Linked DNA regions of Homo sapiens: region 2 is linked to region 1. A link is an interaction called in ENCODE POLR2A ChIA-PET data of the cell type or tissue named here. Cell type or tissue: PC-9. All regions are shown on one strand. Each heading gives the region's core, and the rest is flanking DNA. Links, peaks and the distances in the headings are about the cores only.

Evidence for each region. Peaks named below come from ENCODE experiments on the same cell type or tissue, not always from the same donor. Only the 100,000 strongest peaks of a DNase experiment are listed, where the experiment ranks them.
Region 2: POLR2A ChIA-PET joins it to region 1 with 5 read pairs; 3 of 35 experiments call an interaction of 5 or more read pairs at or near these places.

What each region holds. Positions count from the first base shown.
Region 1 is chr3:122,827,534-122,842,230 of GRCh38, reverse strand. SLC49A4 (solute carrier family 49 member 4) reads right to left here. Exons shown (of 9, transcript NM_032839.3): 4 at 8,785-8,914. Among named protein-coding and RNA genes, the nearest start is that of SLC49A4, 40 kb to the right of the region's middle. In PC-9, for the core only: no CTCF peak of the experiment used is centred there; no DNase peak of the experiment used is centred there.
Region 2 is chr3:122,883,226-122,900,930 of GRCh38, reverse strand. LINC02035 (long intergenic non-protein coding RNA 2035) reads right to left here and starts at 14,418. Exons shown (of 1, transcript NR_024618.1): 1 at 8,515-14,418. RefSeq lists an enhancer at 10,422-10,511. In PC-9, for the core only: no CTCF peak of the experiment used is centred there; DNase peaks (open chromatin) are centred at 6,700 and 7,450; H3K4me3 peaks cover 493 bases; H3K27ac peaks cover 1,861 bases.

The sequences.
Region 1 (14,697 bases), core at 1,236-6,235:
ACAGGCGTGAGCCACCGCGCCCGGCCTAACATCTGCAATCTTGTACATAACTTCTTGGCTTAACATCCTTCAGTGACTCATTTCCTAAAGAATAGTCCAAAATTATTAGTATGTCATAATATGATCCCAATCTACCTCTCTACCTTTCTCTATTGCTATCTAACATCTGCAGCTAGGTTTGCATGGAAAAAAATTTACTTAAGTGGCATTGTTTTTAAAAAACGATCATTTTAAACTGTCATCTTACAAATGTGTGCCACTAATCACAATTCAACCTAACATTTTTTTTACCTATTATGTGAAAGGCAATGTACGACGTGCTATAGAGAAGTGATTTTCAAAAACTTTTTACTGTACCCAGAGTAAGAAATTTATTTTTACTTTGTGACCTACCTATATGCAACATATATACTGAAACAAAAGTCTAAAAGAAGGTATCCTTATTACATGTGATGAAATAATATTTTCTATTCTATTTTATTCCATTCTATTTTGCTTAAGGAAAATGGCTGTCACCTCACTGAATTAGTTGGCTGTAAACCAAAGTTTGGAAAACAATATTACATAGCATTTGAAATGTGGCTGGTGCAACCAAGGAACTGAGTTTTTAATTTTATTTCATTTTAACTAATTTAAATCTAAATTTGAAGCGAAGCAGTGAAAGTTACTTTTCCATTAAACGTAACTCTGTTTGGTAGGAGTACATTTTACTTTAACAGCTGCAACACTAAGATATTATTATAGTGTGCATGCTGGGGCATGTGTTGTCTCTAGTATCATCATCCATCACTGATATTGGCGTCAATGAATGGATTCAGTTCTAATTATTTTTTTCTACACACTGATGTGACATGTGACATTGTAATTTGTGTATTTGAATATTTCCTGTAGAAAGAAGAGACCAAAAGAGAAGACGGCATGTTGCAAACTTCACAATGAACGGCAATTACAATTTGCTACAGCAGAGCAAAATAAAATGTCTGCTGTGGAAAAAAAGTTTAGAATAATTAAGTGAATAATATTAAAAGACATTTTAGCAAACACATGGTCAATTTTATAGACGTTTCTTTTCAGATCAAAAAAGAATCAAGAAAATTAGTTGCCTGAAATCAGAATTAAATGTCCAATGAACACTTAAATGATTTTTAACAGATCTGAACTAATAATTTGGCCAGCTATAAAACTGTTTGGATCCTTGTACAAAAAGAAAAGCATTTTAGATCAAGAGATGGTAAAGGAATTGTTTTTAGCTATGGAAATTTGTTAAAAATTACGAGGAAAAGAATAAAAATAGTATTCTACAGAAGTGTTAGATCTGCAATTAAGCCCCAAACAATGGCCTATAGAATGTAAGATCCTTTCTAACGATAGCAAATATCTGTTGATTCAAAATTTCAGAAACTAATTATTTATTTTTAACTTAGGATAAACAGTGCAATACAAGAGACATTGCTCAATGCATACTTTTTCAACGGTAAATTTAGTGATATCTGAAATATTCCACTTAATTCTACTGGAAATCAAGTATTTCCAGTAAAAATTTAATGTCCAAATTGACATGTGCTTTAAGTGCAAAATATCCACTGAATATCAAAGATGTTATGAATAACATATCTCATTAATAAGTTTTAATATTGATTACATGTTAAAATAATGTTTTAGATATGCTTGGTTAAACAATATGCTACTAAAATTGATTTTACTCATTTCTTAGAACTAATTTTACTTATTAATTTTACTTATTTCTAATTAATTTTACTTATTTTTCCTGTTAAAATAAGATTATTAAAAATTTTCAAAGATTTTTATCCCAAATATACAAAAAATTAAAACAAATTTTTAAAAATTTCAATAGCTTTTGGGGTACAAATGATTTTTGGTTACAAGGATGAATTGGATAGCGGTGAAGTCTGAGACTTTGGTGCACCTGCCACCTGAGTAGTGTACAGTGTACCCAATATGGAGTTTGTTACCCTTCAGTCTCCACCATCCTCTCCATTCTGAGTCTCCAAAGTCCACTATACCACTCTGTCTTTGCCTACCCTAAGCTTAGCTCCCACTTATAAGTCAGAACATACAGTGTTTGATTTTGCATTCCTGAGTTACTTCACTTAGAATAACGGCTTCCAGCTCCCTACAAGTTGATGTAAAAGCATTATTTTGTTCTTTTTTTACGGCTGAGTAGTATTCTATGGTGTATATACACTCATTTTCCTACTCATTGGTCAATGGGCACTTAGGTTGGTTCCATATCTTTGGAATTGCAAATTGTGTTGGTATAAACATGTATGTGCATGTGCATACGTCTTTTTCATATAAAGACTTTTCTCCTTTGGGTAGACACCAGTAGTGGGATTGCTGGGTTGAATGGTAGATCTCCTTTTAGTTCTTTAAGGAATCTCCATACTGTTTTGCATAGAGGTGGTACTAACTCACATTCCTACCAGCAGTGTATAAGCATTCCCTTTTCACCACATCCATGTCAACATCTATTGTTTTTTGACTTTTTAATAATGGCTATTCTTGCAGGGGTAAGGTGGTATCTAATTGTGGTTTTAATGTGCATTTCCCTGATGATTAGTGATGTTGAGCATTTTTTCCTATGTTTGTTAGTGTTTGTATGTCTTCTTCTGAGAAATGTCTCCTGGTCATGACATTTGCCCACTTTTTGATGAGATTTTTTTTTTCTTGCTGATCTGTTTGAGTTCCTTTGTAGATTCTAGATATTAGTCTCCTGTCAGATACAGAGTTTGCAAATATTTTCGCCCATTCTGTGGGCTGTTTGTTTACTCTGATGATTACTTCTTTTGCTGTACAGAAACTTTTTGTTTAATTAGGTCCCGTTTATTTTTGTTTTTGTTGCATTTGCTTTTGGGGTATTAGTCATGAATTCTTTGCCTAGGCCAATGTCCAGAAGTGTTTCTCCAACATTATCTTCTAGAATTTTTATGGTTTCAGATCTTATATTTAAGTCTTTGATGCATCTTGAGTTTATTTTTGTATAAGGTGAGAGATAGGGATCCAGTTTCATTCTTCTACTTGTGGCTTGCCAGTTTTCCCAGAACTATTTATTAAATAGGGTGTCCTTTCTCCAATTTATGTTTTTGTATGCTTTGCTGAAGATTAGTTGGTTGTATGTATTTGGCTTCATTTCTGATTTCTCTATTCTGTTCCATTGGACTGTCCCATTGACTACTTTTATACCAGTACCATGCTGTTTTAGTAACTATACCCTTGTAGTATAATTTGAAGTCAGGTAATGTGATGCCTCCAGATTTGTTCCTTTTGCTTAGGATTGCTTTGGCTATTTGGACTCTTTTTTGGTTACATATGAATTTTAGGATTTTTTTTTCTAATTCTATGAAAAATGATGTTGCTATTTTGATAGTAACTGCACTGAATCTGTAGATTGCTTTGGGCAGTATGGTCATTTTCACAATATTGATTCTTCCAATCCATGAACATGGAATGTGTTTCCATTTTTTTGTGTCATCTATGATTTCTTTTTATTTTATTTTATTATTATTATACTTTAAGTTTTAGGGTACATGTGCACAATCTGCAGGTTTGTTACATATGTATACATGTGCCATGTTGGTGTGCTGCACCCATTAACTCGTCATTTAGCATTAGGTATATCTCCTAATGCTATCCTTCCCCCCTCCCCCCACCCCACAACAGTCCCTGGTGTGTGATGTTCCCCTTCTTGTGTCCATGTGTTCTCATTGTTCAATTCCCACCTATGAGTGAGAACATGCGGTGTTTGGTTTTTTGTCCTTGTGACAGTTTGCTGAGAATGATGGTTTCCAGCTTCATCCATGTCCCTACAAAGGACATGAACTCATCATTTTTTATGGCTGCATAGTATTCCATGGTGTATATGTGCCATATTTTCTTAATCCAGTCTATCGTTGTTGGATATTTAGGTTGGTTCCAAGTCTTTGCTATTGTGAATATTGCCACCATAAACATACGTTTGCATGTCTTTATAGCAGCATGATTTATAATCCTTTGGGTATATACCCAGTAATGCGATGGCTGGGTCAAATGGTATTTCTAGTTCTAGATCCCTGAGGAATCACCACACTGACTTCCACAATGGTTGAACTAGTTTACAGTCCCACCAACAGTGTAAAAGTGTTCCTATTTCTCCACATCCTCTCCAGCACCTGTTGTTTCCTGACTTTTTAATGATCGCCATTCTAACTGGTGTGAGATGGTATCTCATTGTGGTTTTGATTTGCATTTCTCTGATGGCCAGTGATGATGAGCATTTTTTCATGTGTTTTTTGGCTGCATTAATGTCTTCTTTTGAGAAGTGTCTGTTCATATCCTTTGCCCACTTTTTGATGGGGTTGTTTTTTTCTTGTAAATTTGTTTGAGTTCATTGTAGATTCTGGATATTAGCCCTTTGTCAGATAAGTAGGTTGTGAAAATTTTCTCCCATTCTGTAGGTTGCCTGTTCACTCTGATGGTAGTTTCTTTTGCTGTGCAGAAGCTCTTTAGTTTAATTAGATCCCATTTGTCAATTTTGGCTTTTGTTGCCATTGCTTTTGGTGTTTCAGACATGAAGTCCTTGCCCATGCCTATGTCCTGAATGGTATTGCCCAGGTTTTCTTCTAGGGTTTTTATGGTTTTAGGTCTAACGTTTAAGTCTTTAATCCATCTTGAATTAATTTTTGTATAAGGTGTAAGGAAGGGATCCAGTTTCAGCTTTCTACATATGGCTAGCCAGTTTTCCCAGCACCATTTATTAAATAGGGAATCCTGTCCCCATTGCTTGTTTTTGTCAGGTTTGTCAAAGATCAGATAGTTGTAGATATGCGGCATTATTTCTGAGGGCTCTGTTCTGTTCCATTGGTCTATATCTCTGTTTGGTACCAGTACCATGCTGTTTTGGTTACTGTAGCCTTGTAGTATAGTTTGAAGTCAGGTCACATGATGCCTCCAGCTTTGTTCTTTTGGCTTAGAATTGACTGGGCATTGCGGGCTCTTTTTTGGTTCCATATGAACTTTAAAGTAGTTTTTTCCAAGTCTGTGAAGAAAGTCATTGGTAGCTTGATGGGGATGGCATTGAATCTATAAATTACCTTGGGCAGCATGGCCATTTTCACGATATTGATTCTTCCAACCCATGAGCATGGAATGTTCTTCCATTTATTTGTATCCTCTTTTGTTTCATTGAGCAGTGGTTTGTAGCTCTCCTTGAAGAGGTCCTTCACATCCCTTGTAAGTTGGATTCCTAGGTATTTTATTCTCTTTGAAGCAATTGTGAATGGGAGTTCACTCATGATTTGGCTCTGTTTGTCTGCTATTGGTGTATAAGAATGCTTGTGATTTTTGTACATTAATTTTGTATCCTGAGACTTTGCTGAAGTCGCTTATCAGCTTGAGGAGATTTTGGGCTGAGACGATGGGGTTTTCTAGATATACGATCATGCCATCTGCAAACAGGCACAATTTGACTTCCTCTTTTCCTAATTGAATACCCTTTATTTCCTTCTCCTGCCTGATTGCCCTGGCCAGAACTTCCAACACTATGTTGAATAGGAGTGGTGAGAGAGGGCATCCCTGTCTCATGCCCATTTTCAAAGGGAATGCTCCTAGGACCAGATGGATTCACAGCCGAATTCTACCAGAGGTTCAAAGAGGAGCTGGTACCATTCCTTCTGAAACTATTCCAATCAATAGAAAAAGAGGGAATCCTCCCTAACTCATTTTATGAGGCCAGCATCATCCTGATACCAAAACCTGGCAGAGACACAACCAAAAAAGAGAATTTTAGACCAATATCCTTGATGAACATCGATGCAAAAATCCTCAATAAAATACTGGCAAACCGAATCCAGCAGCACATCAAAAAGCTTATCCACCATGATCAAGTGGGCTTCATCCCTGGGATGCAAGGCTGGTTCAACATATGCAAATCAATAAATGTAATCCAGCATATAAACAGAATCAAAGACAAAAACCACATGATTATCTCAATAGATGCAGAAAAGGCCTTTGACAAAATTCAACAACCCTTCATGCTAAAACTCTCAATAAATTAGGTATTGATGGAATGTATCTCAAAATAGTAAGAGCTATCTACGACAAACCCACAGCCAATATCACACTGAATGGGCATCTATGATTTCTTTCAGCAGTGTTTTGTAGTTATTGTAGAGATATTTCACCTTCTTGGTTAAGAATATTCCTAGGTATTTTAATTTTTTTGCAGCTATTGTAAAGAGGACTGAGTTATTCATTTGATTCTTGCCTTTCTCGTTGTTGGTGTAGAGCAGTGCTACTGATTTGTGTACACTGATTTTGTAACCTGAGAGTTTACTGAATTCATTTATCAAATCTAGGAGTCTTTTGGAAGAGTCTTTAGGGTTTTTTAGGTATATGATCATATCATTGGCAAACAGTGATCATTTGACTTCCTCTTTTTCCAATTTGGATGCCCTTTATTTCTTTCAGTTGCCTGACTGTTCTGGCTAGGACTTCTAGTACTTTCGAACTGAAGTGGTGAATGTGGGCATCCTTGTCTTGTTCCAGTTCTCAGGGGAAATACTTTCAAGTTTTCCCATTCAGTATGATGTTGGCTGTGGGTTTGTCATATACAGCTTTTATTTTGAAGTATGTCCCTTCTATGCCTAGTTTGTTGAGGGTTTTTTTTTTATCATAAAGAGATGCTACTGAATGCCTTTTCTGCATCTATTATGATCATACTGTTTTTGTTGTTAATTCTGTTTATGTCATATATCACATTTGACTTGCGTATTTTAAACAATCTCTGGTATGAAACCCACTTGATCATGGTGTATTATCTTTCTGATGTGCTGTTGGATTCAGTAAGCTAGTGTTTTTATTAAGGATTTTTGTATCTATGATCATCAAGGCTATTGGCCTGTAGTTTTCTTTTTTGTTATGTCTTTTTCCGGTTTTGGTATCAGGGTGACACTGGCTTCATAGAATGAGTTAGGGAGGAGTCCCTCTTTCTCAATCTGGTTTTGGTATCAGGGTGATGGCTTCATAAAATGAGTTAGGGAGGATTCCTGCTTTCTCAATCTTTTGGAATAGTTTCAGTAGGATTGGTATAAATTCTTCTTTGAAAGTCCGGTAGAATTCAACTGTGAATCCATCTGGCCAATCTGACCATAACCTTTTCTTGGTTGGCAATTTTTAAGTTACTGAATCAATCTCACGGCTCATTATTGGTCTGTTCAGGGTTTCTATTTCTTCCTGATTTAATCTAGGAGGGTTGTATGTTTCCAGAAGTTTATCCATTTCCCCTAGATTTTCTAGTTTGTGTCCATAGAGGTGTTCATAGTAGTCTTGAATGATCTTTTGTATTTCTGTGGTATTGACTGTAACGTCTCCATTTTCATTTTTAATTGAGCTTAACTGAATCTTCTTTTCTTGGTTAATCTAGCTAATGGGGTATCAATTTTGTTTATCTTTTCAAATAGCCAACTTTTTGTTTTATTGATCTTTTGTATTTTTTGTTTCAATTTTATTTAGTTCTGCTCTGATCTTTGTTTTTTCTTTTTTTCTGCTGGCTTTGGTTTTGGTTTGTTATTGTTTCTCTAGTTTCTTGAGGTGTGACATTAGGTTGTCAATTTGTAATCTTTCAGACTTTTTGATATAGGCATTTAGTGCTATAAACTTTCCTCTTAGCGCTGCTTTTGCTGTATCCCAGAAGTTTTAATAACTTACATCACTATTACGGTTCATGTTAAAGAATTTAATTTTCATCTTGATTTCATTGTTAACCCAAAAATCATTCAGGAGCAGATTGTTTAATTTCCGTGTGTTTGTACAGTTTTGAGGGTTCCTTTTGGAGTTGATTTCTAGTTTTATTCCACTGTGGTCACAGAAGATACTTGATATGATTTTGATTTATAAAAATTTATTGAAGACTATCAGAAAATGTAAGATTACTTATGTGGCTTGCATTTTATTCCTACTGGACAGTATTACTGCAGCAGATGTAAAGACATAGATACTGCTTCTTGACCACAAGAAACTTACCATCTGGGGAGAGGAACCCAAGAAAAGAAAGAACCAATTTAGAGAGAGTTGTTGAAGAATCAATAAAAACTCATAACAACTACCTGTGAAAAAATTTCAAATGACAAAGTCTAGTGGTCCAACTGCAAATCATAATCAATAGTGGTATTTTATATATCCCAAGAATTAAATTCAGTACTGGGCATTTGAGCCTTCAAGAGTAGAGTTTAATCTAACTATACTAAGTTATACCAATAAAATTAAATAATATATTTGGTTTCTTAAAGTATGATCCTACTGCTCGTACAGAAAATGATTTCAGGTGATATGTGAATAATATTATTTATTTTATTCACTTTGTATTGACTACCACCTGCTTATTTTAATATGCCTTAACAAATACATAATAAGTTAAAATAATGTGCATATTAGGAAAAGTATAACACATAGAATTCATGATTTCACAGACACTATTGTATGATATGGGATTCTTTAAAAAAGAAAATTATTTAAGAAAAATAAAATATTTGATTTTTAAAACATTAAGCAAATAATAGTATAGGTGATATGTAGAGAAGGCAAAAATTATAGAAGTTTTTGTTTTTGGTGATTTTTCAAGATAGATTTCTGGTAGGAAATCTAAAATATTCAATTAGTATTTTATCAATTACTTACAACCTAATTAATAGGTTGCTGAAAAATTACTATCTTAAATTATTTTTTAAAAATCTGAAGTTACCTTGAAGGTGTCAGTCAAAGCCATCCAGTGACTCTCAGTATATTTACCTTAATAATCTACAAACGCTTCTCCGATAACTCAGCCGCTGGCTAGCTGCAGCAACACTGGGAGGAAGAGGAGGTCGGGGTGGGAAATAAGCTAGTGTTGCAGAAAATATTAAGCAGACAACTCCAAATTCTGAAAGAAAAAAATAGGTAAAATGTTAACCAGGAAACACAAAAAGTTGAAGACTTCAAGTATTTATTTGTTTTTTGAAACAGGGTCTCACTCCGTCACCCAGGCTGGAATGCAGTGGCATGAACATGGCTCACTACAGACTTGACCTCCTGGGCTCAAGTGATCCTCCTGCCTCAGCCTCCCAAGTAGCTGGGACCATAGATGCATGCCACCATACCAGGCTAATTTTTATTTTTTATTTTTGTAGAGATAGGGTCTCACCATGTTGTCCAGGCTGGTCTCGAACTCCTGAGCTCAAGTGATGTTCAAGCCATTCTCCTGCCTCAGTCTCCCAAAATGCTGGAATTACAGGTGTGGGCCACCATGCCCGGCCTCTCAGGTATTTATTTATCTAACAAATATTTACTAAGTATCAACTGAGTCTGAGACGTATAGAGATAAGCAAAATATAGTATCTAGCCAAGATTGCTCAGTCTAGTAAAAACAAAATTGAATATATAAAAATATAAATTTCAACAAGTAATTGGTAAAGAGGTTATACTAACAATGATGTATATGCTGATACTATGGCACACAGATAAAAAGACTGAGGAAGTAAACAAATGTTGTCTTATGGAGAAAACATTAAAAGCCAACAGTACCTTACTATAAAAGAGATTGTGAAACAGGTCTAGGATGATTGTCTAATAAGTGTGGCATTCAGAAAAAAAAACTGGTAAGAAATAACAGGATAGGAGGTTTGTTTGATTCATAATAGGATAGTCTGATGCATTGTATAAGACAGACCCAATTTACAGACTGTATGGAAAATTTGAACAAGAAAGCATCCAAAAATAAGAGACCAAGAGACAGGGAATAGAATTTAAACACAAGACTAGCTAATGTAGAGTATTAAACAATCAGAAGTAAAATGAATACCCAAACAATCTTAATTTGTCCCCATTATAGAAGGGAAGGTTCTAGCATCCCAATCTTTCCCTCTATAATTCTGGCACTTGGAAGTTCCAGCTTTTGATAACTGTGTCCAATTTTGTAGAAAAGCACAGCCCTAGTAGAAAAGTCAGGAAACTTGGAATATAGACCTGTCTATGCCATTAATTAGCTTGTAATTTGAACAAATCCCTTAATCTTTCTAGGCCAATAAACAGATTGAATTTAGTGATTTCTAGAGGTCCTTTCAGTTGGATAATTTTAATTCTAGGGCTATATTCTTAGCAAAAAAGGACAACATTCCTATAAGACAATTAACCACAGATAATTCTGTTTAATTCAGTTAGAAATTTAAAGATTCCTATTTTTTTAAACACAAGATTGTTAGCAGATTCCTTTTTTTTCTTTCTTTTTTTTTTTGGTGTTTTCAGTCTGTTTAGTCTTTGTCAATCTAAGGAGCAACAAGAAGTTAATGAACTGTTCTAATTTAGAGTTATTTTAATTATTAGTAATACTGAATGAGCACCTAAAATATGCATATTGGCCACCTGTATGTCTTGCATGATTGCCTTATTCATATTCTTTGACCATCTACTGGCATTTTTGTAAACAACTTCACTGAGATATAATTCACATGACATACAATGCACACATTTAAAGTGCACAATCTAGTGGTTTTTCATTTACCAGCAGAATTGTACAATCATAACCACAATCAATTTTAGAATTTTTTCAACAACCCAAAAAGAAACTCTGTACCCATTACTCTCAATCTCCCAGCCCTAGGCAACCTCTGATCTACTTTTAGTCCCTATAGATTTGAGTATTATGGACATTTCCTATAAATGGAATCATATAATATGTGGTCTTTTATGACTGGCTTCTTTCACTTTGCATAATGTTCTCAAGGGTCATTCATGTTGGAGTATGTATCAGTACTTTAGTATTTTTTATTGTCAAATAATATTCCATTGCACAGATATATCACATTTTGTTCATCCACTTATCAGTAGATAGACATCTGGGTTGTTTCCACTTTTTCGCTATTATAAATAATGCTCATGTATACATTTTTACATGGGTGTATGTTTTCATTTCACTTGGATATATATCTAGAAATGTAATTTCTGGATTGTATGGTAATCTTTGTTTAACATTTTGAGGAACTGTGAAACTGTTTCCAATGCGGCTACACCATTTTACATTCCCACATATGGGAATGTATGAAGGTTCTAATTTCTCCACTTTCTTGCCAGTACTTTATTATTTTCCATTTTATTGATTCTAGCAATCCTACTGGGTGTGAAGTGTATCTTACCATGGTTTTGATTTGCATTTCCCTAATGACTAATGACACTGAGTATCTTTCATGTGTTCGATGAACATTTGTGTATTTTCTTGGGAGAAATGTGTTTGAGTCCTTTACCCACTTCTTAATGGCGTTGTCTTTCTGTTGTTGAGTTGTAAGAATGCTTTATATAATCTGAATATAAGTCCCTTATCAGATATATGATTTGCAATTATTTTCTCCCATTCTGTGGACTGTCTTTTTCACTCTCTGGGTTCTTTGAAGCACAAAAATTTTAAATTGTGATGAAGTCTAATTTATCTTTTTTCCTTTGTCACTGGTGCTTTTGGTGTCTTTTATAAAAAGGCTTCACCTAATCCAAGGTCATAAAGATTTACTTGTTAGTTTTCTTCCAAGAGTTTTATAGTTTTAGCTCTTACATTTAGGTTTGAGTTAACAACGGGGTTCAAATTCATTCTTTTGAATTTGGATATTCAGTTATTCCTGTACCATTTACTGAAAAGACTTTTTCCCTTATTATCTTGGGACCCTTCTGAAAAATCAATTAACCATAAATGTAATGGCGTTTCTACGCAGTATCACTTTTTTAGAATCTCATTTCTATTCTACTGATTTATATGCCTATCCTTATGCCAGTACTATGCTATCTTATAGCTTTGTAATAAGTTTTGTAGTTGAGAAGTCTGAGTTCTCCAATTTTGTTCCTTTTCAAGATTGTTTTGGATATTGCTGGTCCTTTGCATTTCCATGTAAATTTCAGGATCGCCTTGTCGATTTCTGCAACAAAGGCAGCTGGGATTTTTAAAGGGATTGCACTACATTTGCAGATAAACTTGGGGATATCTTCACAATATTAAACCTCCCAACATGAACATGGAATGCCTTTCCATTTATTTAGGTCTTTTTAAATTTCTTTCAACAGTGGTAGTCTTCAGATTATAAGTTCTGCACTTCATTTGTTAAGTTTATTCCTAAATCTTTTATTCTTTTTGATGCTATTGCAAATTGAATTGCATGTTAAGATTGTTCATTGCCAATATATAGACAATTGATTTTTACATATTAATCTTGTACCATAAAACTTTGCTAAAATCTTTTTTTAGATCTAATAGTTTTTAGTGAACTCCAGATAATTTTCTATATTCAAGATCATTTTCAACAGAGATATTCTTTACTACTTCCCTTACAATCTGGATATCTTTTGCTTTTCTTGTTCAGTGATACTGCCTAGAACCTCCAGCACAGTTTTAAAAAGGCATGGAAAAATGGACATCCTTGTCTTGTTCATAACCCTAGAAGTGAAATGTGATGTTACCTCCAGGTTTTTTGTTTGTTTGTTTGTTTGTCACCCAGGCTGGAGTGCAGTGGTGTGATCTTGGCTCACATTATAACCTCTGCCTCCCAGGCTCAAACGATTCTCGTGCCTCAGCCTCCCGAGTAACTGGGATTACAGGCATGTGCCATCATGTCCGGCCATTTTTCTTTTTAGTAGAGATGGGGTTTTGCTATGTTGGCCAGGCTGGTCTCAGACTTCTGGCCTCAAGTGATCCTCCCTTGTCGGCCTCCCACAGTGCTGGGATTACAGGCACAAGCCACTGTGCCAGGCCTCTTGTGGGTTTCCAATAGATGCTTTTTATTAGGTTGAGAGAGTTCCTGTCTATTCCTAATTCATTGATTGTTTCCAGTTCATTGAAAGGGTGTTGGATTTGTCAAATGCTTTTTCTTCATCTTTTAAGATGATCATGTTTTTTCCCTTTTATCTGCTGATATGATACATTCCATAAATTGAGTTTTGAATGTTAAACCAACCTTGCATTGCTGGAATAAATCCCATTTAGTCATGGTATATCATCCGTTTTATGATATATGTTGCTGGAATCAGTTTGCTAGTATTTTGTTCAGGACTTTTGTGTTTATACTCATCTGAGATTTGGATCTGTAGTTTACTTTTCTTATGTTACCTTTGTCGGGAATAATTTAAGAATCTCTAACTTTTTAAAATGACAATTCTAGTACAGTATTTTGAATAGAATGAAGTCCTGGGACAGTCTTTCAGAAAGGCAGATTGGCAAACATGAAAGCAATGAAGAAGTAACTGGGAAGCTTTGAGCAGGGGCTTCTGCTTGACTGCATGAGAACCATGAGCTGCATGTACTGCATTAATATATGCTTAACAGTGCTTAACATCATGTAAAAAATACAATCATTGCTTAGGTTTTCAATAAAAATAATAACATGACCAAAATAAAGTTTAAAACTTATGTTTCACCTGCGTTCAGTTTTATTTACTCATTTTTACATTTTTATTTTTTCTTTAAAAGGAATAAGTTGTGTAAAGGAGGTGAAATGCTTTATATACTGCTGCTACCCTTGCTTTCAGTTTTAATCCTTCTAAACCATATTTTGAAATGTAAATGTCATCAAATAACTCTCTGACATACAGTTCTTCAGAGTGTGGCCTTTGCCTACAATGTGGTGAACCTTAAACCCTTCAGGCCTGCTTAGAAGGTTTGCGTGGGGCTTGCCTTCCTCTCTAGCTTCACCTACTAGTACTCTCACTAGATCTAAGCCACTCTGGGCTTGAACGTACCAGGGTGTCTCCCTTCACTGGACTTCTCCTTTAAGTTTCCTCTCTACAGTGTAATCTTCCTGCCTACTGTATTTAACCATCGTTCTCTCATTCCTCAGGCTCTGATTTAGAAGCTGCATCTCCAGGAAGCTCTACTTTACCTCCAAAATCTGGGTTAGGTGCTCCTTCTCCGAGCTCTCAGAGCAATTGTAGGCCTTTGGTTTATAATACTCCCTGCTCTATTTTACAATTGTTTACCTGTCTGTACCATTCAGGACACTGTAAGTTCTGTTACACCAGGAACCATGCCTATCTCAGTGACTCACATAGTGACAGATACATAGGCGTTCAAAACATGTTTGTGAAATTTATAAGTGAACAAAAAAGTTAAAACAAGGTTCAGTATAATTGGGTCCCTTATCATTCCAGTCTCATTTTCTGCCACTTGTTACCCATACCCAAACACAAACATTTACACCACTCCAGCCATACTCAATTACTTGCAGTTCCCTAGACATACTGAGCTCTCTCATACCTTCCCTGCCTTTGCAGTTACTGTTCCCTCTGTATGGAATACACTAACCACTCAAACACTTGGTGAACTCCTACAAAATTCTTAACTTTAATTATTACATTCTTGTTGAAGCCTTTCCTGCCCCCTCAACTTCCCTACAAACCCAGGCAAGTTAGGTCTCCCAACCTCTGTATATCTCTACTTGTATTATAATTGTCTCATCGTTGACCTTACCAATTCCTAGTGCTTAGCACAGTGCTTGGCATATAGTAAACACCTACAAAAAGTGTTCTGAATGCAGAGGAAATAACAAACAGGGATATAGAGAGAGGGGCTATATCTATGAAAATCCGTAGGAGACTATACTATAAGAGTGGACCAGGGCTTGACTCTAGAAATAAAATAATTCAAAGAATATTTTAGAAAGGTCAGTATCCCTGATAACAGACTAAACATACAGA
Region 2 (17,705 bases), core at 5,524-10,523, 54 kb before region 1:
CATATGGGCTCACCTGTACACACTATTCTGCACCAGCTTTCCCACTTAACAATCTGTCACCTAGAGTGTTCCATGTCTGTCTTTTCCCCAACAATTGCCACCAGCATTTATTTAACCAAACCCCTAATGATGAACTTTTAGGATATTTTCAATCTTTTGTTACAATGTTGCAAATACTTTTTTTTCTTTCTTTTTTTTTTTTTTTATAAGACAAGGTCTCATTCTGTCACCCAGGCTGGAGTGCAGTGGTGCAATCATGGCTCACTGCAACCTCTGCCTCTGCCTTCCAGGCTCAAGCGATCCTCCCACCTCAGCCTCCTGAGTAGCTGGGACTACAGGTGCATGTCATCACGCCCAGCTAGTTTTTTGTATTTTTTGTGGAGATGAAGTTTCACTATGTTGCCCAGGTTGGTCTCAAACTCCTGGATTCAAGTGATCCACCCTCCTCGGCCTCCCAGAGTGCTGGGATTACAGGCGAATACAGGTGAATACTATCCTTATATATATATAGCTATAATGGCAGAATGAATTCTGAAAAAATAGAATTACTCAAAGAGTATACATGTTTTTAAATTTTGATAGATTTGCCCAACTTACTGTAACATTACCTTATATCTTTTCTTTTTATGTCTTTCTCTCATAGAAGTGATTCTCCACTTTTAGTGCAGAGTTCATTCTAGGGGAGCAAAAAAGTTGGCCAAAGTGACTTGACAGTCCCTGCATCTCCAGGCCCTTCTCATGGGAGAAGAGTCCCTTCTTCCTCCCATGGCCCTGGTTCCCCAGGAACCTGGTCAGATGTTCCTTTAGAGCCACACTACACCTGGTTTTGTTTTGTTGTTTGGGTTTTTTGTTGTTGTTTTGTTTTTTCAGACAGAGTCTCACTCTGTCCCACAGGCTGGAGTGCAGTGGTGCAATCTTGGCTCACTGCAACCACCGCCTCCCTGGTTCAAGGAATTCTCCTGGCTCAGCCTCCCAAGTAGCTGGGATCACCAAAGCCCGCCACGACACCCAGCTAACTTCTTGTGTTTTTAGTAGAGATGGGGTTTCACCACGTTGGCCAGGCTGGTCTCAAACTCCTGACCTCAGGTGATCCACCTGCCTCAGCCTCCCAGAGTGCTGGGATTACAAGCATGAGCCACCGTGCTCGGCTTACAACTTTTTTTTTGTTTGTTTTTTTGCCATCAAATCTTGCCTCTTTTGATGTCTTATGTTTCCTGGGTTCCTTTTCTTTAAAATACCAATTGGCTACGCAGATTCCAGCCTAAGTGTGACTGGTTGACTGTGCATAAAGGTTTTCAGGGTCTGACCTCAAAGAAGTCAGTGATGTTGGGGCTTTCAGGATCTATACCTGGGCATTTTGGGCAGAGGGAATCCCAAAGCCCTCGACACTGAAGCTGTCTGGGATCCTACGGCCCTCCCTTCTTCCACCCCTTTCCTTATCTCAGGAGTAGGGACAAGGCCCAGGGTTCCTGGAATTCCTCCCTGGTTCCCCCAACCCTCCGTTACCAGCACTTGTGATCCGGGCAAGGAGTGGGGCCCTTCTGGCTGTTTAGGGCATCTTTTTAGACTTACAGAGTTCCTGTGTTCTCTTCATCTTCATTTTAATGTCCATATGATCCCTAAATGGTGATAGAAAAGCTGTTACTGTCACTTGATGTGTGGGAGGGGCTTGAGACAAGTGGGCATGGGAAGACCAGACTTCCATCTCCACCCTAGAAAATGACAGGCAAATGGACATCTCAGTCACGGTTTTGTCATGTCTATTACTCCCAGGTTTCTGAAACAGCTCCTCCCACCCATCCTCCTCCCAACAGACAAGCAGTGTTGAGCTGGTCTTTGCACAGGGATGGCTACAGATTGGCTGCCTGCCACGGTGTGCAGTCTTGAAGGACCCTATCCAAAAGCCCAGAGGGAAATCAGCTAAGCCAGTCAGAGTGGCTGTCTGTGGGATCTGGACTGAAGAATGAGGATAAGATAGGCTAGTAGCAATAGAAGAATGTAGCAGAAACACCGAGACTGCGAGGGAGAAAGACTGGACTGGCTGAGATTGAGAGACAGGGAGGGAGAGAGAGAAAGGGTAGCTGGCCCCCTCTTGGCTCCAACCCATATCCAGTCGAATCACTTCTTATGATGGCTGAAGTGACTCTATGATTCTTGTAACTGTAGGAGCTCTCTATCTCATGGACATCCACGGGTGTGGCTCAGAACTCACTCTCCTGGACCAACTTCTCCCTCTACCCAAATACCCTACAAAGGAGATTCTTTGCCCAAAAGATGTTACCATTGGCTTGGCCTATGATCTTTACTTTTAAATTCTCTTTCAGAGAAAAGAGGAGTTTGACACATTTGTGTTTGCTTTCCTGGGCCACATCCAGAAATAAACGGTCTATGTGCTGAGGTAAATCCAGTTCCCGGACATCTTATCTCCCCACTCAGAGGAGTGAATCCAGCTCTCAGCCAGCACCACACATGTTCCTGCTTGTTCGTTTCTGTGAAGTACTGTGGGGTAGAAGACTATTATTGTTATTATTATTTTTTTACCACATACTTTCTGAAAGATTTCCAAAACATTAGTTACACCCTCACAATTTTTACGTTGACATCTAGAATTTCTCATTGTAAAGAGCTGCAAAAGATGTAATTTCTGGCATATTGTAAATAGTGACATTTTAAAAATATAACTGTTCTTTTAAAATGTAGTCAAGAGAATCTAAAAAGTACAGCGTTTTAAAAAAATAGAGAAAGAATTCTTGAACAAATGGAAAATTTGCTTTGTTCCTTTTACTCCTCGGAGTATCCTTCTACTTCCCCCACAGAATTTTATTTTAATGTAATACATTTTTAAGCCTGAAAGTTTTTCATTGTTCACCTATCATACTTCTCTGCAATGAAAATATGTATATGAATTATAATTTTAATTTTAAAAATGTCTTATAAGATCTAAGTTTAAAAATGTATTTGGGATTAAGATATCCATGATTATTATTGATATCAAACATTATAAAGATATTTGAATTTTGACAATTATTAAATACAAAGTAAAATTTTAGAGAACAGAAGTTTAGAATAAACGTCACTTATTACCACAATGAGAAAAATTAACAGGAGAGAAAGACAATGTGTGCACAAGAGAGAGTGTGCGACATCTCAGAAGGCCAGTAAGTTCAGAAATTGAAAAATCATTGTTGTTAAATGAATTATTTACAGACGAAATCTTTTAGATTGTGGACATTGAAATCTATGGCAGAAATTTTTAAAAATAGACAAGTTGGCAATGATGAGAAGACTTGTGCCCAAGTAAAAGATGAATATGGATTTTATAGTATTTGATAATCTTTTGGCAGAATGTAATAAAAATGGTAAAACTTTTAAAAGAAAAATACGAGAAAATCTTTATGAGCTTGGGTTAGGCAAGGATTGATGTGACATCAAAGGCACAACAATCCATAAAAGAAAATATTGATTTATTGGACTTCATCAAAAGTAAGAAAGACATTGTTAAAAGAATGAAGAGATAAGTCACAGGCTAGGAGAAAACACTTGCAAATCCAGAACATATAAAAAATGATCAAAGCCCAATGAGACTCAGGCATGGTGGCACACACCTGTAATCCCAGGTACTCAGCAGGCTGAGGTGGGAGGACTGCTTGAACTCAGGAGTTCAAGACAAGCCTGAACACAACCCTGTCTCAAAAACCAAACCAAGAAACAAAAATCCAGTGAGGAAAAAAAAATCCAGTAAAAAAATGGGGAAAAGGTTTGAAGAGGCCCTCCGCCAGAGCTGATTTAGGGGTGGTAAATAAACAAGTGGAAAGACGATCAACATCCTTAGTCGTTAGGAAAATGCAAATTAAAACAACGAGATACCACAGCATATTATTACAATGGGTAAAATTAAAAAGGCTGATCAGGCTGAGTGCGGTGGCTCACACCTGTAATCCCATTTTGGGAGGCTGAGGCAAGTGGATTACTGGTCAAGAGTTCGAGACCAGCCTGGGCAACATAGTGAAACCTTGTCTCTCCTGAAAATACAAAAATTAGCGGGGTGTGGTGGCACGCACCTGTAGTCCTAGCTACTGAGGAGGCTGAGGTGGTAGAATCACTTGAACCCTGGAGGCAGAGGTTGCAGTGAGCTGAGATTGTGCCACTGCACTCCAGCCTGAGTGACAAGAGGAAGAGTCTGTCTCAAAAAATAAAAATAAAAAATGAAAATAAAAAAAAGGCTAATCATACAAGGCATAGTAAGGATATGGGACAACTGGAATTCTTCTACACTGCTGGTGAGAATGAGAAATGAAACCACTTTGGAAAACAGTTTGGAAGTCAAGCATTTCAAAAGACAAAAATTATAACAAATTTAGCTTAAAGAACTTTATCTGTTTTATTTATTTATTTGTTTTATTTTAATTATTTATTTATTTTATTTATTTATCTATTTTATTGCCATTCTAGAATTGAGCAACACTTCATTCCATAAAATAGAGTAAGTATTCCAATGAGCTGAACAGAAGAGGCTGGCTTTATAGACAGAGAAGGGCTGAAGAAAGCAAAAACTAAGAGAAAAGAGTAGAGGTCATTTCAAAGTTACTTTCCATGTGACGGGGGACAGGGAGACAAAACAGGGGAAAGATAACTGGTTCCCGTCAGGTGACTTCAGGTGACTTTTTGTCATAAGGATGAAAACATGGAGAACTTCATTGTCATGCCCATTAAAGACTGAAACTGGCCTGTCTGGGGAATTGGCCGTTCTCTCTTCTGATTTCGTAGAAGGTCAGATAATAACTTATTTTCCGTTTGGTGATATGGAACTTTAGCATGAGTGACTCCATTTTTACTTTTAGAGTGGTCCATTGGGGCTTGGTGCAGGAGCTTAGTCCAAAACAACGGGTTGCTATAATCTGTATTTAACAGCATATGCTTACTATATGATCAGCCATTCCATTCCTAGGTTTTTCCCCAAGAGGAAGGAAAACATATGTCCACACAAAGACTTGTACACAAAGGCTCACAGCAGTTTTATTGATAAGAGCCAAAAACTGCACAGGATGCAAATATCCATCAGCACATAAATGGATACACACATTGTGATATAGCCACACAATGGAATCTAACTCAGCAATAAAAAGGAACAAACTATTGATACATGCAGCACCATGAATAAATCTCTAAATAATTATGCTGAGTGAAAGAAGCCAGACAAAAATAATTAGAACAACAGGACATACTGTATGATTCCATTTATATACAATTCTAGAAAATAAAAATGAATCTATAGTGACTGAGAGCAAATCGTGACTGCCTGGGGAGGGGGTATGGAGACAGGAGGGGTGGTAGGGAAGGAAGGATATTAAAGGGGGTAGATGTGCTCACTATCTTGATGGTAGTGATGGATGCATGGGTGTGCACCTGTCAAAACTTTTATTTTACACTTCAAATATGTGAGGCTAACTGTATGTCAACTGTACCTTCATTAAGTGGTTAGAAAAGTATGAATAAATGTCCAAGAAAATGTAAAATACAAACTTACCTCTTACAATGTTCCTTTTACTCGAAGGTGTACTGTTCATCTGTACAGTAAGGAATAGGGAACTTCCTACCTTCGCCTCTTTGCAATATTCTCAAGGATGCCCCTGGGACACAGACCAAGGCACCAGAGAAGGAAGTACTATCGAAGCTCCTCCTTACTACTGAGAATGGTGAAGAGGCAGAGAGGATGAACTCAAAAGCAGCATGCTTTATTCCAACCCGGAATATAGTTAGATAAGGTGTGCAGCCTTGACCCGAGTGTCACGTGGAAGAAACAAGGTCCTGCTGCCCTCATGGTTGCTCACTGATGCCCTCCTTGCCTTCTTTTCTCAGAACTTGTCTTCAGCGGTTTGGCGATCTTTCACAGTAGTTGGGAAACAGGAGAAGTAAGATTATTAAACAACAATTGCCATTCTTTCTGCTCCTCCACTCTATAATCCATCTGAATCCTGAAAATCCCAAGTCAAAGCACCCCATCTCTAATGCCACATTGTCTGGGACAGAAATACATACAGAAAAGGGACAGATACAAAGCGCTACCCTGGACTCATCATGACAACTGTCGTAAGAGGTACCGTGGACGCACATTCTTAATCGTCTTCTCTCACTTTTTTCTGGCAGTGAGGAGGTTTTAATTTTACTATTAGTTTTTTTATTTTTATTTTTTACATCCAGGACCTCCGCAGCAGTGCTGCTAGGTGTGAGAGATGCATCTGTTGCTTGTGAAGTGGGAACAGGGAGCAGGTGAAAGGGGAAGCGGGAAGCGGAACACAGCCGTGACCTCCTGTCAGCAGGCGCTGTCTTAGATCAGTTTTAGGAAAGGCAGTTCTTGCTTTCCTTCAGTCTCTCGTGCTTGTGAGCCTCTTGTGCCCCTTGCCCTGATCCAAGGGCCCCTGATGCTGAGGGATGACCGTGGACTTCCGAACTCCAGCCCCACTATTTACTGAGCAGCTGTGTGCTGCGTGACATGGGGGTGGTGACACCTACCTCGCAGGGGTTCTGAGAAGAGTAAATTGATTAAAGGACTTCGTGTAGCACAAAGGGCAGCCTGTACAAATCCATGGCCCTCGGAAAACCCCCTTCCCTCCACATTTGGATAAAGAGCTACCCAGCACCTACTGTTTCCTGGTTAGAGCCCGGGCCTCTGCAGCAGCCACATGGCCTGGGCTCAAACCCAGCTCCACCCCACACACCAGCTATTTGACCTGGGGCAGTTTTCTCCTCTGATGCAAAATGGAGCTAATAATAGAACCTACTCCGGGTTTGCTGTGAGGCTGAGGCATGGAAAGTGCTTGGAACAGTATCAGGCATAGAGCAAGCACCCAAAATTATCACCACTGTTACTGAGCTAAGAAGCACTGGGGGTTCAGGCCTGTTTCCGCAATCTGAGTCACGGATATGTCAAAGTAAATGTGAAAAATATGATCTTCAGCTTCATAAAAATTGCTTTGTTGACAAAATTCAAAAATATAACCTAGCATCCTTTAGGGAACAAATGATACTCATCCAATAAATTATGCATGAAACAACTCTCTAAGACACCACTAGTGAAAAACGAAAGTATCCCTTATAGGGCCTCCCCATCTCCATTTATATCCAAATGAGAATTTGCCTCCCTCCCTCCAGCCCTTCCTACATCGTCTCCTTTCTGTCTTTTGCTAGAATTAAGAATTGAATGGTCTTAAAGATCATCAAGTCATGTGTGTGTGTTTTTTTATTTTGGTGGAGACCAGGCTGGTCTTTAAGTCCTGACCTCAAGCGATCCTCCTGTCTTGACCTCGCAACATGTTGGGATTACAGGCGTGAGCCACTGCACCCCGCTATCAGGTCCAGTGTTTTATATAAGAAAGAACTAAAGAGGTGAAATAGGGCCCATTCATGCCGAGGGCATGTGGTTTGTAAGTAAAGAACAGGAAGGGGAAGAGGTCAGTGTGACTCACTCTCCTGTCACCCTTCTCACCTGAGCAGAATCCTGAAATGCATTCATTTGCTAGTAGACCCTACGGGGCTGGCTAAAGAACTAACCTGGGGACACATATCGGGAGCTAAAGTCTTCATATCTGAACAAAGTAACGTGCTTTCTGGTTATCTTTTCTAACAAAATCATCAGAAACTAGGATAAATATACAATGGGTATTCCCCAGAATCGATCTCCTCAGGAACAACCTAATGTCCCACAATAAAATGAAATTTTAAATTATGTTTCCTTGTTATGGGAAAATGTTCAGGATATAATGTTAAGAATATAAAACAAAAACACAGTACAATCTGTACTATATTAAAAGACATTTACAGCAAGAAGAAAGCATTACACTTTTCTGTATTTAAAAGTCTTTAATAGCTGTTTTTTGTTTTAAACAGTGTCTCACTCTGTCACCTAGGCTGGAGTACAGTAGCAGGGTCACTGCTCACTACAGCCTTGAACTCCTGGGCTCAAGCTATCCTCTTGCCTCTGCCTCCCAAAGTGTTGCGATTACAGGCATGTGCCTGGCCCTGTGTATTATTTTATGATGGAAAAATTATTTTTAAAAATCAGGGTAAGAATTCTGTTTCCTATATGGCATTAAGATAGGTACACTGTGTGTTCACCCAACCAGCATTCATTGAATAGACGCTGAAGACTCAAGAGGGAAGGGAGGGAAGAAGGCCAGGAACACGTATGAGGCAATCAAAATGTGCCAGGAGCTTTGTGCTCCTCACTCTATTCCAACACCATAAAATCCAGGCAAAGGTAAATGTAATTATCTCCCTCCCTGATTTTATGTTTTTTAAATGAATGAGGACAGGGGATTTCCAAAAGAGACAACGGAATCCCCGTCTCCGGGCTTGCTGCGGAGGAGAAGGATTTGGCCCAGCCGCCTCTGCTTCCTTACTCGTATTTTTTTTCTCACCACATCTTGCTGCCCGAACGCTCAGGAAGCTTTGGCTCCACTTCTACTGCCATTTGGAGTTTGATTAAAAACAAAATGCGGACCACGTTATCACAAGTGCTTTCAATACATGTTTATTGCAAAACCACAAGCACAGTAACCATAATGTCAACATAACCGTATTTCCTAACGGAACAGGAGATCGCCATGCCTAAGTGCGTGCGTTTTCCAAAGAAATGGCGGCTTATTTGGAAGCTCACACGCTGCAAGTGATGACGAGAAGCCCTGTTGTGAACTAGGAGTTCTAAACCATTAAACATTTAATTACCACTTTGGCAAAGCAATGCACATTACCATTTCTACAATGGAACAGCACAGAGATTTTAAATGCATCTTTATTTTTTAGAATCTTCAGTATTCACAATGTGTAAAATGAAGCAGCATTTTAAGTAAAGCTCTATGCCAAAACAGTTTCTTAAAAAGTCTGGATTAAAAAGAAGGAAAACCACACATGAATAATATTTATCAGTGCTCACAGTTGACACTAACTATAGTTTTTTAAAAGAATAAAAATACTCAAGACTTCAACATTTCCTTACAAAAGTATACTTGGCCATAAAATAAAAATCTATAAAACCCCAAATATTACAAAAGTAAAATGCAAAAAAATTTTGTATACAAATGTAATACAATCTTTACATGGTAAGGATTATTTAAAAACACACAGAACACTTCCTAAGTGTGGATGTGCTTGGGAGCTGAACTCATCACACACCTCTGCTCTGACCATTGCACAGACCTAGCAGGTGGCAGAGCGGGTGCACGGCCCCTGGCATCAAGTCTCAGTGTTGGCAGGTTTTAAGCTCCCCCCGTACCCATTCATACTTGCATCATCTCTTGTGCTGGAGAAGCTTGCTCAGGCATATGGGGTGTCACAGGAGCTGCGGCACCTGCCTTCCAGGAGCCTGTATATAACCTATATCCTCGTGTTACTGCTTTAAAATCAGGCCCTGGAGCTGGGAGGACTCTCAAGAGACGACCCTGTCCTCTGGGCCAGTCCTGACCCACTCTGGCAGTGAGTCTACCGCAGCCTGCTGGAGCACTATTTCACCCTGGCAGTCAGAGGGTTCCACTGCAGCCATTTCTGCCAAAAACCTCTCCCAGGATGGGCCCAGATCCCGAACAGAAAAGGACTTTGTTCTTTCACTTCTTGATGCCCTCTTCAAAGGAGTCAGAGGCATCAAGTGTCACCTGGGACTGGAAAGAAGGGAAAGGGGAGGGGATGAGTTGGAATGAGACTCAAGGCCCAAGGCTGATGGGAAGGGATGGGGGTCTGTTGGGCATGCTAGGACCCACCAGCGTGGAGAGTGCTGCAGGCTCCCTCACCAGCAGAGGCCTCTACTCTGGGTTTCTGCCATAATTCTATCTCCACTGCTGGCCTTCCTGCTCTGACTGTAATGTGGTGCAGAGCCATGAAAGCCAGACAACTAATGGCATAAAATGAGGCCAAATACACCTTGGCTCGATAACAGACAGGGAGAACAATAAAGTGCTTGGGCTTTGGAGAGTGATTTTGGTTGGACAGGCTTTCTGGCTTGCTTCTAGGTATGTGACTGAGAGAATGGAGGCAGACGGAAAAGTCTGGATGGAATAGGAGATAGTAGCTTTACTTGGATCGAAATCCCCTTAGACTACCAGAGATTTCTCTGCATCCAAGAATTGGTATGAAAAGTAATTACTCTGGCAGAATGCATGAAACACAATAAAGTAGGAATAGAAGCATGCCTTCAATCAGAGAACATTTCTTTAGAGGGGTGACTGTGAAAGTTAAAGACTTTTGAAGAAAACACAGCTCTTCCCAGGCTGCAGTGGATGTCTAGATTCACACTGCGTTCTCAGAGCACAGGAACCTCCACTATGCCAGACGGGGCATCTGTAAGGCCAGCTTCCCCAGATGGCTGGTTCTACCTTCTAGAGTTTCCACAAGGCTTGGAGTCAGCTGCTCACATTTAAGAGAAGGAAGGAAGTGTGAGATGTGAGGCTGCTTCCCCACCTCCACCTCCACAACTCTTCATGCTGGGGTCCTTTGCCCTGACTTGTTCTGCCTGTTTCCCCTGTCACTCTGTTTCTTGACCCCTCCCTCCCTCACACCCTCATTCTTTGAAAGCAAGAACTTCTAGTGCAAAGGGGAGTGGCTCTGGAACTGATGACAGAGGGAGGTTGTAGAATCTCTATCCCTCGAGAGCTGAAAAGGCAGCTAGCCAGACCCTCTGCAGGCAGGATGTGCTTGGAGGCGGGAGGCTGGGCCAGATGACTTCGTGAGAATGAGCCAGCTTCAGAGTTCTGCTTTTCAGAACCTGCTTCCACCACAACTCCATGCCTCCAAGCCTCCTCCTGTACTTTGGCTTGGCACACATATTAACAAATACGTCTACAGGTCTGGCTTCTATTTCAATACTCTTCCACTGCGGTCTCACAGATCTCCTTACATGGTTCCTGTCTCTCCCTTGGTAGGAGGCTCTTTTGGCCTAATCCCATGCCTTAATGAATGAATGCTGGCAGATCTGAAATCTTTGAAAGCTTGTTAGCTTTCCCTAAAAACCTTTTCACTTATTTTCAAGCCATCAAAACAGATTTCTCTGCCTTTCCCTTCAAAGGCTGTCCAGCGGCATTTTTTTAATTCTAAGAAGGTCACACATAACTATATATTGATTAGGGACAGCATGGATTTTTAATGGCCCAAGGAAACAGGATTTAGAACATATTTTCCCAAGAAAGTAAGATCCCGTACAGGAATCAAGACAGCTGTACAGATGAGCTACAAAGCTTCCAACAGCCCTTTTGGGGGTGTTGCTGGCTTTGAGTTAGGTTTTATGAATGGACTCACTGGAATGCAAATCTGAGGGCCAGGAGGCTGATTTGTTTGCTTCTGCACCCTCAGTGCCTAGCCCAGTGGCCAGCATGAAGTGGGAGCCCAAAACATGCTGGTGAATTATTAAATTATTAGCTACAGATTCCTCAATCCTGGTTCTTTTTTAAAAAAATCTTAATACGATCTGCTTTTATGATAAAATCCATGCCTGACTTTAGAGTGTTCATTATGTTCAGATTGTATAACAAAGTAGAAAAGATCATAGTCTGCTTTAAGATGAGAGAAACAGTTTTCCTAAGAAAAATTAAAGCTTTTAAAAAAAACATGAATGAAACTTCAGGACCTAGATAACCAAGAATTTACTGGTAAAGGAATACTGACAAAAGAGTGAAAAGGTAAGGGAATCAGCAGATGGTTCAATAGAGTAACCTTTTCCCAATTAGATGGAAGGACAATTACAGGCAACAGAATATAGCACGGAGCTTCTGTGCCTAGGTGGTCTATATTAAACTTGAGTAAAAAAAGAACAAATACAGGGACTTCTCTATTCTGAGATAGAAAAGGGTCAAACATTAGGACTAAGGTATCAATTGATTTCTTTTTCCTGAAAAGGTCAAGTGCAATTGACAAAAGAGGAGGAGGGAGGCCCAAGGTAGGGATTCTTTGGGACATGGGGCAAGGATCCTGGAGCCAAAACCCAAGGGACAGCGGAGGTATGGAGGAGAGGGATGGCTTTACTGGGGATACCTGTATTACTTACTACAATGATTTCTCAGCAATAACTCATTGATCAGGAAGAGTGAGTGCAATGCGAATTAGTGAATTCAGGGAAGGACTAAGAACCACCACCTTCAACACACACACTGAACTCTACTGAGCAGGCCCTATTCTTCCTATGGCAGGTAAGATGGGATCGACTCCCTCTCATGACTTCTTCCAGGCACTTTCTGAGTCACAGACCTAAACAGAAACAGGTAGTTATGTGTGTAGGCCAAGGAAGTGATTTTGTTTGGGACTTGTGGATGCAGTGTATTAGGATGGAGGCGGGATTTTCTTAATGCTTAATTTTCACAAGCCTCCAAAATGACATATTTCTGGTGGGGAGGGAAGTAAATTCGGAACTCGGGGCATTTGTAGTAAATGAAATAATTGGCAGGAACTAAAACCTGCCCTTTTTAGCATTCTTTGGGTTTCTGCAAAGGCTCAGGGGGCTGGGACTTCACTAGCAATACATCAAGTGTGATTAGGTTTACTCACACGTATAAACTGAAGGGTTTCTGCAGTCTCCAGCCCCCAAAGTAGCCCTGCTCTATGTGGCTACCTGATATCCCAAATTCTACCATTAGAAAGCCCCCTTTTGGTATTTAGCCTTTGTTCTTGTTAGTATTCAAATTCCCCTTAGAAAGGAGACCCACAAAGCCTTATGAGTATAAGCATCTTAGCATGTATGCATTTGTTAAATTTTGTCTTAAGAGAAGGCTGGGGTACCAACAACATTCCCAATTTCCCATAGGAGTAATAACCAATTCCTCAGCCATGGAATGATGGTAGGGTTGGGATTCCTCATGCAAAAATTAATTCTGTGCCTCCAGACAGATCCAGATCTTACTCATGAAAAGAATATCAGTGGGACAGAATGTCTTTTCCTCAAAATCAGTTATGGTTTATGATTTGAGAACAATATATGGGCTCCTGTTATGCATAATTATTTGGGAAATTGTCACTAGCTCTTTGTAATTGTTAGTTCAGGAGTGTGTTTTTTAAAAAAAAACCTTCTGACTGGGCATGGTGGCTCATGCCTGGAATCCCGGTACTTTGGGAAGCCGGCAGGAGGATCGCTTGAGGCCAGGAGTTCGAGAATGGCCTGGCCAACATGGCAAAACCCCATCTCTACTAAAAATACAAAAATTAGCTGGGTATGGTGGCGCATGTCTGTAGTCCCAGCTACTCGGGAGGATGAGGCACGAGAATCCCTTGAACCCGGGAGGCGGAGGTTGCAGTGAGCCAAGATCACACCACTGCACTCCAGCCTGGGAAACAGAGCAAGACTCTGTCTCAAAACTATCTCAAAAAAAAAAAAAAAACTTCATTTTTCTGATTATCTTTCACTGCCATGTAATTGTACATATATAAATTACTCTGCATACAGAATGAATAGTATACATGGATGAAGGAACGAATAGATATAACAGTCTGAAAGTTTCCCTAATGCTGGCACCTGTAACACATCACTAACAGGGCCTTGTAGAAGTTCCTTATTGGTTTGAGAAGATAATGTATAAACTGGGAGTACTGGTGGAAAAGTATTGCACTCATGTTTTCTACTTTTTGGTTGTGTGTGACCAAGGGGTATAGATCAGAGAACTGTAAAACTTTTCAGCAAAAAGAAACATCTTCTCTGACCCTCCTATTTCAGAAGTGAGGAAGCCAAAGTTCAAAGAGAACAGATGACTTGCCCAAAGCCCCATGTCTTCAGCCATGCAGAAGACAGACGCCCAGACTTCCTGACACTGAGGTTGGTCTTCTGGTTCACTTCTCTCTCTCAGAGCTATTAATATTATGCTCACATTATAGTCACGAGGAAGTCTTGTTGGCCGGACATGGGGGCTCACGCCTTTAATCCCAACTCTTTGGGAAGCTGAGGTGGGAGGATTGCTTAAGTCCAGGAGTTCAAGACCAGCTTGGGGGAACATAGTGAGACCCCTTCTCCATAAAAAATAAAAAATTAGCCAGGGGTGGTGGCATGCGCTTGTAGTCTTAGCTACGCAGGAGGCTGAGGCAGGAAGATCACTTGAGCCCAGTAGTCTGAGGATACAGTGAGCTATGATCATGCCACTGCACTCCAGCCTGGATGACAGAGACTGTCTCAAAACAAACAAACAAACAAAAAAACCCTTGTTTACTAACACTTGAGTACAGATCATTCCTTGACATGCTGAAACTTAGCTCTTATTCTGTAAAATATCTGCACAGTTTACTGGAAGAATCTGACCATGTGGAGATGGCATCATTGCAAAGCAACTTACAATTCTTTGATGCCTTAACTAAAGATGTAAGTTCAAGGATTGGCTTTACTACCTGACCTAACAGTTTTGATTTCTACAAGTGCAAACCCATGCTGCCTCATGATGAATCCAATCAAACCAAAGGACTCGTATCTCGTTTGATCTGATTCTGGTGAGCAAATGCAGTACCCCGACCTGGCTCCCAGTATGCTATCTCAACATCAGATGACAGATTTTTCTCTTATTGCATTTGATACATTTAATAAACCCTGTGTTTCATATATAAAGTCCTTTGGGAAAATAAACAGCACCTGCAGCTTATCTCCTCCCACAGACACTGAAAAAGCAATTTCTTCTTATTGAATGTGGATGCAGCATAAGATTTCATATGTTCACGTACAGGGCTCACATGAGGGGGGCTACCGCACAAATGGAAACACCAAGGTGCTGGGCACCTCTCCAGCTTTACAGACTGCACATGCTTTGGTCATGTTCATATTTAAATAAGAATCAACTGGTATTTCTGAATTAGAAGAAATCTAAGGGAACATTTTTGCTCACTCCCTCATTTTAGAGATGTTGCTAAAGGAGAAATGAAGTGACTTGCTCAAGGTCAAATAGCTGAAGTCACCAGGCCAGGGTTAAGAGCCAGACCCGTGGGCTCCTACACCAGTGCTCTTTTTCTCTGTCCTCTCTAGTAGGGTCCATGAAGAATCTGCATGCCCGGCTCTCTCCTCTCCACCGCTGGCAACTCGTAAAATCTGGGTGTCACACAGCTCGCTCCCAAGCATTGTCAGAAATAAGAAGACACCATCAGAAAGGGGAAAGCTGGATGGGCAAGAAGACAGGAAAGGAAAAAGTGACCAAATGAAGCTGAGCTTCTGGCCTGCTACAGTTCATCATTTCTACTGACAGCTTGAAAATTAGGAAAGACACAGAAGTTGACCAGGAAACAATAAGAATTATCAGAATCTCCATTAGCTATTTTTTCAAAAAACGAAATTGCACAAGCCAGGCTGGGCAACATGGTGAAACCCCATCTCTACGAAAAATATAAAAAATTAGCTGGCATGGTGGTATACACCTGTAGTCCCAGCTACTTGGGGGGCTGAGGCTGGAGGCTTGCTTGAGCCTGGAAGATTGAGGCTGCAGTGGGCTGAGATCACACCAGGGCACTCAAGCCTGAATGACAAAGTGAGACCCTGTCTAAAAAAAAAAAAAAAAATTGCACAAGATTATTCTTTTGGCTTCTGTTTTCTATAATATTGTGTGCCTCTGCAGAGACAGGGAAGCCAAGAAAGTCCTGTGGAGGAAATCTATATGGATTTCATAGGTCGGTTACTCACTTTCTTTTCTCACAGTACAGGGAGCTTAGTTGATGGTGTTAAGAACAGAAATTGTATTTCCAGTAAGAAAACACAATAGTGCATATTGGAACTCAACTCAATAATGCATATTGGAACTCACTTTTGAACTTTAGAATATGATAAAGCTTGATGGTACATAAGCAGGTCTGTGAAACACCTACATTAACCACAATATGCTACATCTGACAGATTCATCTGGGAGAGAAATAAGGATCTCAGAAACTTCTGCTTCTGCCCATAAAGTTTATACCAATATGGTCCAAGAAAGAGATCCCTAGGTGACTCGATTTTAAATGCCCCCCGAGTTTTTATACATAGATATGTAAATGCATACACAAGTTTCTTCTGAAAGAATGAATGATGATACCCTCTGGAGAGAATGGATTAAACAGCATGTTTGTATGGAGGTAGACTTTACTTTCTATTCCTGTACTATTTTATAATAGTTATACACTCATGTATTTCTCATGTAATTTTCAAAACTCTAAAAGAAATGAAAAAAATTACTTAAAAGAATTACTTATGGCTAACACATTGATCATTTAGGGATTGAATGCTGGTCTAGGAGCCAAGTGATCTGCTAAAACCTGGCTGTGTCATTTAACCTAAAAGGTTCTCTACTGATTTGTAAAATGAGGTGGCTGAATTAGATCATTTCTTTGATTCTATGATCCTTCTGGGTAAATGAGAAAGCCAATTAGAATTAGATGAAGCCTAAATTAAATAGTGCTTTAAAAGAAGTATCATTTTCTAACATTAAGGTAAACTGACAGTTTCTCCAAGTTATCCTTGCCATTTTGTTCAAGGTTGCAGAAGCTGTCTTTATAAATCAGAAGAATTTATAAAGTAGGGAATGCGAAGAGTTCTGTGATGTTTGGGTTGATATTCTGGTATCCCCTTTGGAGTCCCAAGCCTTACAATGTACTATGTCCAGCAAGCACGTTTAGAGTTAAAATAGCTTGATGTGTTTTGATTATTTCATCAAAGCTACTGAAATCAATTCTATGCTTTCATTTTTTAGCTAGGTTAAAAAAAAGTTTAATTCTCCCTTGTTGAATGAACAGAACAGCTGGGGCTGGGTAGCTTTTTGTTCTCTCTTTTTGAGAGTGGGCTAAGATGGAAAGCTACTGTTTGAGGCATATCAGATTCTAGAGCACAACCAAAAGACCACATAAAGCAATTAGCCCATATTCTAAAAATGCAACAAGTAATAACTATAGAAACTTGTTAGAGACCTTTGAAATTCCCATATCAAGGAAATACTCGAACTTCTAAAGCTTAGCTGTGAGAAGACCTGTTAAATCTTTCTGGAGCACCTGGGCTTACTCATGTTCTGAGCTTGCTAGCGTCTCGTTCAGGAGAGGAAACTCTGAGCGTATGGCCTTATTTCCTATTCGGGAATGAGAATGGATTTCTGCTGGGGATCCTGGAGAGGGGTTGAGGGTGAAGAAGCCTGTGTCAGAAAGTCAGTTCAAGAAAGTGGAAGGTCTCAGGGACAGAGCTGAGGTCAGATTCATCCAAGGGTTGAGAAAGGTATCTGACGAGTCAGAGCCTCAGAAAATCATAAAGTGATCTAAATCCTGACCACAAACAAATGTAAATCAGAGAGACTGAGGGCCATGTAACTGCCTGTATCACTCCCATCCCCCTGGCCAGAGATGACACCCTCCAAGGGACCCCTACGGGCCTCTGTATTAGTTCCTGGAATCCTCTCCTAAGTTTGAGGTTCCATCTGAACCAGAAGGACACGTGAGGAAATGAGCTCGAGAGCCAAGATGTCTGCTGAGTGAGCAGGCCACCCCGCCTCTACTGAGCACAAAGTACCCCACAGCCCACTGTAAAGTCCTGTTCCACTTTCTTGAACTGACTTTCTGACACCCAGAAACATTCCCTCTGAGTATTGCTCACATTTCCTAACAGACCAGCACACTGTCTGATAGTAAAGAAATAAACTATCTTGTCCCTTCTGCATGAATATAATTCCAAATCAAAGTGGAATTGCATTTTTCTCCGATATTCATAAAATAGGCTTGATAAAATGTTCTCATAGTTTCCTGCATTTCTT